3 separate regions of the Homo sapiens genome follow, and all the other regions are linked to region 2. The links are chromatin contacts, found by Hi-C or POLR2A ChIA-PET in ENCODE. All regions are on one chromosome and are shown on one strand. Each heading gives the region's core, a stretch centred on a gene start or an enhancer-like site at or near the end of the contact. The rest is flanking DNA. Distances are from core to core; before and after follow the strand shown. Region 1 has its middle 64 kb from the start of RGS10. Region 2 overlaps LINC03036 (long intergenic non-protein coding RNA 3036). Region 3 overlaps GRK5 (G protein-coupled receptor kinase 5).

Region 1 (2,700 bases), core at 120-2,619, 510 kb before region 2:
GAGCTCACTTTATCTGACGATGAATCGGGCACCACTGCTTGCCCCATGGATGCCAGGCTCTGTCCATCTGAACTTGGATCAGATTGAACTCGGAGTTGGTTTGGCTTCACTGTTCCCAGAGCAGCTCTCAAGTAACTTTGGCACTCGGGCTGAGTTGTCACTCTGGTTTCTTTCCGTGACTTTCTTTGCTTGTTGTCGGCACTTTTAAAAGACCTATTGAATTGTTTGTGAAAATGAGCGACAGTACATTTGCCAAAGCATCATGTGGGTGGCGGCATTCTGCTATCTATTCTGCACACCAAAGCAATGATGCTGCTAATTACATCTGTCCCGTCTGGCTGTACCCGTCTGCCTCTCTGCCTGGCTCAGCACTGTGACTGTTTATGGTGTTCCCAGCTTAGACGTGAGAGGGAGGAGGGCCAGGGAGTCAAGGGCTGTATCCTCTCCACGGTGTTCACACAGAGCCAGGAAAGGCTGCTGTGGCTGAAGTTCTGATTTCTCGTTTTTTTCAGTTGTTGATGGGAGTTGGGGTAGAAAGGGAGGAAGATGTTGCTCCTTGGAAGCAAATGGCATGGGGAAGACACCCTGAATTACAACTGAGAAATGAAACCTCTACAGTTTAACTTGCAGCAAGTTCAAAGGATGTGTTAGGAAAAATTGCAGGTGCTGGTTCTGTGGTATTTGGGGTTTAGATGAAAAAAATAAGTAAACAAACTAACTTCATAGCTCATCTGAAAGAGGGCCTGGCTCAGAGATCATCACTTCCCACAAGAACCCCCTTCTATGGGTCCAAAGGAGGCAAGGATGATGGAAGGAGACAGAGGGAGGGAGAGGGGAAAATCACATCTATTTTTTGGAAGAACGTCAAAGGGAACTCAATAAAGACCCATCCCGTTCACCCAGCTTTCTCTATAGAAACAGAGCTGAGGACTGGATCTGCTATTACATCAGAGATGGGGCAGGAGGAAATAATTTTCTGATGTTCCAGTTTTGCTCAAGTTCAGGCTGTAGAAACCACAGTTTCTTAAGAGGTGGAACCGGTTCACTGGACTTTTTTTTTTTTTTTTCTGTGATGTAGGAAGAAAGGTTCCAAGATGCTACAAACCCTGCAACACTTACTTTAAGTATCCCAGAGGTCTGGAGTGGGAGGAGGCTGGCTGACCTCTTTACTTCTTCAGTTCAGATGCTTAGGGACAGAGGTCATGTGACACCTGTTCCTCTCCCCCCGCCACGCCCCTGCCACACACACAGAGAGACCTGCAGTGAGCAGGGGGCTCTGATGCCCGGTCCTGTGACCTTTCCTCTGCACCTTTGGGTCTATGTAGATTGCAATTTCCTGCTCACCCTCTCTGGGGCATCCCCTGCAGTGCTGACTTCTTTAACCGTTGGCTGGTGTGGCCAAGCGTGCAGCACACAGGCTGTCCTGCCCTGAGCTATGATTCTACATGAAGCTTTCCAGTGACCTCCCTTTCTGCCATTTATTCTGTGTCCTGCAGAATAGCTTTGATTCACAATGAGTGACACGGATCTATAGGAATCTGGAATCTGTGGCAAAGAACAACAGGACAGGGTACGGCATCAAAGGTTAAAAGGGCTGGAGGTGCCTTTTTGAGACGGTTTAAGGAATGGGCTAGATCTATGGCATTGTAGGGAGAAGTGCAAGCCCTCTGTCATCATCAAGGTATCATGACCATCTCCAAAGTGTGTAGGATGAAGCCACCTATAGGAAAGGTGGTGGGAAGAACTGGGAGCCAGAGACACAATATGCCCATGGGGTTTGAAGAGAACCAAGGGCTGTAAAAGACAGGCTTGCAAATGATCTCAGCTGGAGTGACCCAGCACCGTCAACCTGCCCAGCTCCCTCTCTGGGGAGGCACCCTGCCTTTTATGAAGCCAGATGTGTGTGTATTATACTCATAAGGAAAACTGCAGAACAGGGCTCGAAGGCTTCAACCACTCACCACAACAAATTTAGCAATAAGGACTAATATCTAGAGAGGGTAAAAAACTCTCAAACTCTCAAACAACAAGCCAAACAATCGAATTTGAAAATGGGCAAGAGACATGAAGAGACACCTCATTGAGGAGGATATGCAAATGGAACTGAGCCTGTGAAAAGATGTTCAACATCATTAGCCATTAGGGAAATGCAAATTGAAACCACAGTGATGCACATCTATCAGAATGGCTAAAATAAAAAACAGGGACAACATCCAATGCTGGTGAGGATTTGGAAAAACTGGATCACTCTTACACTGCTGGTGGGAACATGAAATGGTAGAGCCACTCTGGAAAATATGTTCACAGTTTCTTTAAAACCTGAACATACAACTACCATGCGACCCAATGGTTGCTTTCCATTTATTCCAAAGAAATGAAGATATATGGGCAGGCAACAGTGGCTCATGCCTGTAATCCCAGCACTTTGGGAGGCTGAGGCAGGTGGATCACTTGAGCTCAGGCAGGAGTTCGAGACCAGCCTGAGCAACATGATGAGACCCCATCTCCACAAAAGAAAAAAAAAAAGAAAAAAATATTAGCTGGGCATGGTGGCACACACCTGTGGTCCCAAGCTACTCAGGAGGCTAAGGTGGGAGGAGCACTTGAGCACAGAAGATCAAGACTGCAGTGAGATATTATTGCGCCACTGCACGCCAGCCTGGGCGACAGTGAAAGACCCTGTCTCGAAAGAAGAAATAA
Region 2 (2,700 bases), core at 2-2,501:
TAGGGTCTGTCTGCTTGCACAGACTTTCAGCTTCTCTTCCTGCTTTCAACCTCACTTTCACCCCTGCCACCAGGGGCAGCCGGCACTGCCCATCTCTCCATCATGGTGGGATTTCTTGGTGTAAACCAAGCTGAGTCTCAGCTTCCCCACTCAGCTTTCTTGATTCATCAGTTACCAGATTCCAAAAAGTTGTTCCTGCTGTTCCTCATCCTTTTTATTCTCATGTGTTTATTCCTTTAAAGCATCCCTTTTATTGTTTTAACGGGACTCAGGGAGGAATCGCAGGTGGATGTGTATCGGCCGTTATCTTTCATCACATGTGTTCACCATTACCATATAAAGAATTTGTCCTATCACTTTGTGTGGACATGTGAGTCATTTTAATTTTGGGAAAAGGCTCTTTAACAATTGCAAAGTTAACTATTCAGATGTAATTTATTTTCTGTGAGGCACAGGTTTCACTGTGAACCTTCCAGGTCGTGGCTGATGTCTGAAGACTGTATTGAACATTGATGGGACACACTTTTTTTTTTAAAATTTTAAGTTCTGGGATACGTGTGCTGAACGTGCAAGTTTGTTACATGGTATATGTATGCCATGGTGGTTTGCTGCGCCCATCAACTCATCATCTAGGTTTTAAGCTGCATATGCATTAGGTATTTGGATGGGACACACTTTTTAAGAACCAACTTGGTTCTTCTTTAGCTCAGACGTGTAATGGAATGTATCAGAGACGCCGCTGAGTGGTGAGCTTGGGGATTTCTGTCACACTTCTTCCTCTGTGTTGGTTTCAAGTCACAATGGCTGCTGCTATGTGTTTTACAGACTTTTTTTTTTTGTCCCCCAGGAGAGCTAGAGTTATGTATTTGGTTTTGTTTGGACGTAAACATTTCTTCCTCTATTGACCAGTGCCAGGATTTATAAAGTTGAACTCTGAACCATGGACTCAGAAATGTATTTCACTGAAATAAAAGAAGACAGAGTCTCCGGGCAGTGGATTTCCAGGGAGGTGTCTTGAAATAGGGATCCATGTGGTTCTATTTTTGACCAAGTGGTTCAGGCAGGAGGAGGGGTAACCGGAGGGGCCGGGGGTCCTTGGGGAAGCTGTTGCCTATGTGGTTCCCTGGTCTGCCAGTCAAGGAGGGGGTAGGCACAGCTGTGGCCAGGTTGAAGACCAGGTTTCTTGAGTAAGACCCCAGACAGCAGGTGGGGAGTGAGATGCCCAGAAATCCGGATTCTTGGCAGGTGGCCAAGCACAGTGAACTTTTCATGAACCGTTTCAGTGTCTCATCTTCCCTAAGGTAGAGGCAACTCTGAGGAAGGGGAAGGAGGCCATGTCACAAGAAAGAATCCAGACTTTGCTAGTTAAGAGGGCCCTCGTCTTACTAACTGGGCACACTTTTCCTGTAAAGTACGATCTATAAAGTAGTACATGGCAAACATTTTTAGGTTTTGTGGGCCTTTAAGGTCTGTGTTGCATTTTCCTTTCTTTCCTTTCTCTTTCTCTCGTCTTCCTTTTCCTCTCTTTCCACAACATTTCCCCCCTCACCCTCTCTCCTTTCATCAGAGACAGGGTCTTGCTATGTTGCCCAGGCTGGTTTCAAACTCCTGGGCTCAAGCAATCCTGCCTCGGCCTCCCAAAGTGCTGGGATTACAGGTGTGAGCCACCGAGCGCGGCCTTTTCTTTTTGTTTTATACAACCCTTTAAAACCATTCTTGGCTTGCTGGCCATATAAAGAGGCTGCAGGCTGGACATGGCCCCAGGGCTGCAGTTAGCCAATCCCTGCACCACACCGCCCGGTTTATTTCCCTCCTAGAGCCTCTCACAGTCTGAAGTCTTACTCTGTTTATTTTCTGTTTCCTCTGCCATAATGTGAACTCCCTAAGGGCTGAGGACTGGGCTGCTTTATTCTCTGCTGTGTCCTTAGGCCTATGGCAGTTAGGAGCAGAGAGCGGCCACTCGAATGTTGGCTGAATGAGTGGATGTGTTATTAGTTCTAGATGAAAATCTCCGGTAGCTCATCTGTGAAACAGGAGACCTTGAAGAAGTCATGTTCTGAGATTTTTTTTTTTTTTTTTGACACAGTCCCGCTTTGTCACCAGGCTGGAGGGCAGTGGTGCCATCTCAGTTCACTGCAACCTCCACCTCCTGGGTTCAAGTGATTCCCTTGCCTCAGCCTCCCGAGTAGCTGGGATTACAGGCACCCGCCACCACGCCTGGCTAACTTTTGTATTTGTAGTAGAGACAGGGTTTCACCATGTTGGCCAGGGTGGTCTTAAACTCCTGACCTCAAGTGATCCGCCCGCCTCAGCCTCCCAAAGTCCTGGGATTACAGGCGTGAGCCACCACACCCGGCCTCGTGTGCTGAGATTCTAATTCCCAGAGCAATGTGGGGATTTGGTTCTTCTATAGTTGTGTGTGGATTTCTTAGACCTCCCGGAGGGCTCCTGTGAGCAGGGGAGAGGAAAAGCAAACAGCCCAGGAGCTGTGGGCTGCCCCTCACCCCTCGCCCCTTCTTTCCACCGCCTCAGGCCCATTCTGCCCATGTGCAAAGAGGGATTTTTCTGTAAAAATGGGTCTTACCCTATCAATCTTCTGTTGATAACTTGCTGCCCCAGCTGCTGTACAAACACACATGATAGTCCAATTATTTAAAATCAGGTACAAGCACAGGCACTGGCCAATCAAGGCAGGTGGTG
Region 3 (2,700 bases), core at 147-2,646, 450 kb before region 2:
AGACATCTCTCCCCTCTGGCTGGATGAGAAAGGCCTTGCCTGCCATGAGGAACTGCGGGCTGTGAGAACCCCTCTGGCAATCACTCCCCAGCGCTGAGCTCCCCACCCACTTCTTTGGTGAAGGACTCTCCCCTTCTGGTCCCCCCTGAAGCTGGGGAGGGACAGAGGTAACCTTGAAGCTGGGGGCACTCTGCCTGCTCTGTGAGCTGGTTCTTCTGTATAAAAGCCCCCTTCACCTGGAGGTAAAAGAACCTGCCCTGCCTCTCTCTTGGGATGGGAAATTGACCTTGAATCCTGCACTGGAGGAACCTGGGGCCGCACTGGGCCAGGGGAGCCAAGGCTGCCTGCTATTCCAGCGGGCAGATCGGACAGAGCTCGTGCTGGTTTGGAACTCCCCTCGGGACCCCCGATGACTCACTCCTTCTTACCACCTCTTCCCTATGGCCCAGACTCGCTCTCTGCTCTATGCCACTGGTTCTGGGGATCCGGGCAGTTCCTGATATCTGTGATGACCAGAATGTACCTCTTCAGGTAGCAAGAGATGAAACTTGCCTGGGATGTTTTTCTGGGCACCACAGGGCACGGAGAAAAGCTCTTCCCATCACTTGGAACATAAGTAGGGCAGACCCCCCACCGAAACGGATGAAGTACGCCTAGGGTGACTTCGCACCTTCACTCCTCTCTAAGCCTCTCCCCTCCTTTTTGTCCTCATCTCATGCATCCTCTGCTGCTGTGACCCTAAACCGTATCATGCCGCGTAGGTCGCCTCTCTCATCTTCTGTTCCATCAGAGCAGAAACCTCTGGGATATTCAGGCATGGTGTGGATGATGTATTGCTGACCACTAACGATTCAATGCACGGGAGGCCTTGGAATTTTCAATGATGAGACTGTTGGGGTGGCAGTGTGGTTGGAGAGAAGAACTAGGGGCCTGTCCTGAAGCTGCATTTGTACAGCAATGGGTTTAGAGTGAATGGGGTGACTTGCTGGCTAATCCCTTGCCCCCAGCACCCCTTGGTACAGCAAATGCTCATTGCCGCACCCCTCCCAGGTCAACTGCCGCTTCACAGGCGCCATCTGTGCTTAACCTGAAGCAGGAATGATCTGGAGTATTTCAGACACTGAGGCAGGCTGGGGAGGAGGGGTGCTGAGGAGGAAGGCAGGGGCCAGGCCTGGGCATGAAGCCACCCCAGTGGGCACCACACTCAGCACTGAATCCGGGAAGCACGTGTGGATCACCCACCACACCCGAGGCTGATGCTCAGACACCCACCCTCAGTGGCATTACAGAGGTAGGGACCCAAGCACAAGGGCAGGCGACAGCCCAACCCCAGTTCTGCCTCCACGCATTCAGCCAAGGCCCATGAAGCAGGCCGTCCACAAGGTGGTGCCATTGCTTCCCTATGCTCCTTCACCCCAACGGCCTGCCAGCCTTCTGGTCCCCAAAGACTTGGGAGGCCAGGTGGGCACACCTGGAATAATTACCAACTGACTATAATCTCAGACCAGAGGAGTACGGCCTCTGCAACAACAACTGAGGGGAAAAAGGGGATCAATTCAGCCAGGTGCGGTGGCTCACGCCTGTAATCCTAGCACTTCGGCAGGCCGAGGTGTGTGGATCACTTGAGGTCAGGAGTTCGAGTCCAGCCTGGCCAACATGGTGAAACCCCATCTCTACTAAAAATACAAAAGTTAGCTGGGCATGGTGGCATGCGCCTGTAGTCCCAGCTACTCAGGAGGCTGAGGCACGAGAATCGCTTGAACCCAGGAGGCGGAGGTTGCAGTGAGCCGAGATCACTGAGCCACTGCACTCCAACCTGGGCAACAGAGTGAGAAGCAGTCTCAAATTAAAAAAAAAAAAAAGAGAGAGAGAGAGCGATCAATTCGAGAGGGAGCCCTAGAGAGGTCATACAGGCCTGGACCTTGAAGGAGAGAGAAGCTGGACTGCAGGGCCAGCGCCTGGAGGACAGAGTCAGCACTGAACAGAAAGGGAGATGCTGTTCGGAGTCAGAGGGACTAGTGAAGATCATGGGAAATAAGCAGGAACGGCTGGCAGGAATGCTGCCGTAGCTTGAGGCTGACCCCCTCCTGGGGCAGCTATCAGTGGCTGAGTTATCAGCCCCGAGGATGGCGTCGCCAAGGCGGCTGCACCTGCTCTCCCGGCACTGCTCCCTGCCTCTGCACCATGAATGACTGACGTGAGGAAGGGACATCATTTCCTGCATCAGTGCGAAACTCCAGATGTTTGAGGCTCTGGTTCCCAAAGCATCTCCCTGTATTAACATCCCTTGTTTCAAGTGTCAGGGTGGAGATGGAATCAGTTGTACTTGGCTGGTGCCCTTGGAGGCACCCAGGGATGAAGCGGGACTGAAAGACCATGAAATCAACTCAGAGCTACACCCAGAGGCCTCCCCAGAGCCACCGATAATCCTTTGCCCCGCGTCACCCTGGGAACTGTCCAGAAACACAGGCCTGATACTCGTTCAGAGATTCAGGAGTGAGACGGCGGAGGAGGTGGAGATCAGAGGACCCTCCAGGAAAGACCCCTCAGGGCTCAGCCCTTCAACCCACTCATGGCACAGATGGGGAAACTGAGAGAAGGGGTCCCCTGCAAGTCACTTGCTGGCCCATGGCGGGGCCAGGATTGGCACCTCTGACTGGGAGGCATGGATCTGAGTGGTATAAGCCCTTAACCAGGTAT

What was found. Hi-C counts contacts between places; a loop is a spot of excess contacts on that map. ChIA-PET counts read pairs that join two places held with the same protein, here RNA polymerase II (POLR2A). Pooled maps may share reads with other maps.
Region 1: a loop to region 2 is called in a pooled map, with 4 times the contacts of the local background. The contact joins two enhancer-like sites. A Hi-C loop is called at or near these places in 2 of 50 pooled maps. POLR2A ChIA-PET finds 5 or more read pairs at or near these places in 2 of 52 experiments (CD8-positive, alpha-beta memory T cell and activated T-cell).
Region 3: a loop to region 2 is called in a pooled map, with 5 times the contacts of the local background. The contact joins two enhancer-like sites. A Hi-C loop is called at or near these places in 2 of 50 pooled maps. POLR2A ChIA-PET finds 5 or more read pairs at or near these places in 2 of 52 experiments (OCI-LY7 and activated CD4-positive, alpha-beta T cell).

The regions. Positions count from the first base shown.
Region 1 is chr10:119,476,905-119,479,604 of GRCh38, reverse strand. No RefSeq gene overlaps it. Among named protein-coding and RNA genes, the nearest start is that of RGS10, 64 kb to the left of the region's middle. RefSeq lists enhancers at 1-112, 1,462-1,531. Within about 2 kb of position 1,369, at least 6 of the 41 ENCODE cell types and tissues checked have a DNase peak (open chromatin) inside an H3K27ac peak, as active enhancers do.
Region 2 is chr10:118,969,427-118,972,126 of GRCh38, reverse strand. The region is part of intron 2 of LINC03036 (long intergenic non-protein coding RNA 3036); the gene reads left to right. Among named protein-coding and RNA genes, the nearest start is that of LINC03036, 59 kb to the left of the region's middle. Within about 2 kb of position 1,251, at least 2 of the 41 ENCODE cell types and tissues checked have a DNase peak (open chromatin) inside an H3K27ac peak, as active enhancers do.
Region 3 is chr10:119,415,752-119,418,451 of GRCh38, reverse strand. All of the region lies in intron 4 of GRK5 (G protein-coupled receptor kinase 5), which reads right to left. Among named protein-coding and RNA genes, the nearest start is that of MIR4681, 39 kb to the right of the region's middle. Within about 2 kb of position 1,396, at least 6 of the 41 ENCODE cell types and tissues checked have a DNase peak (open chromatin) inside an H3K27ac peak, as active enhancers do.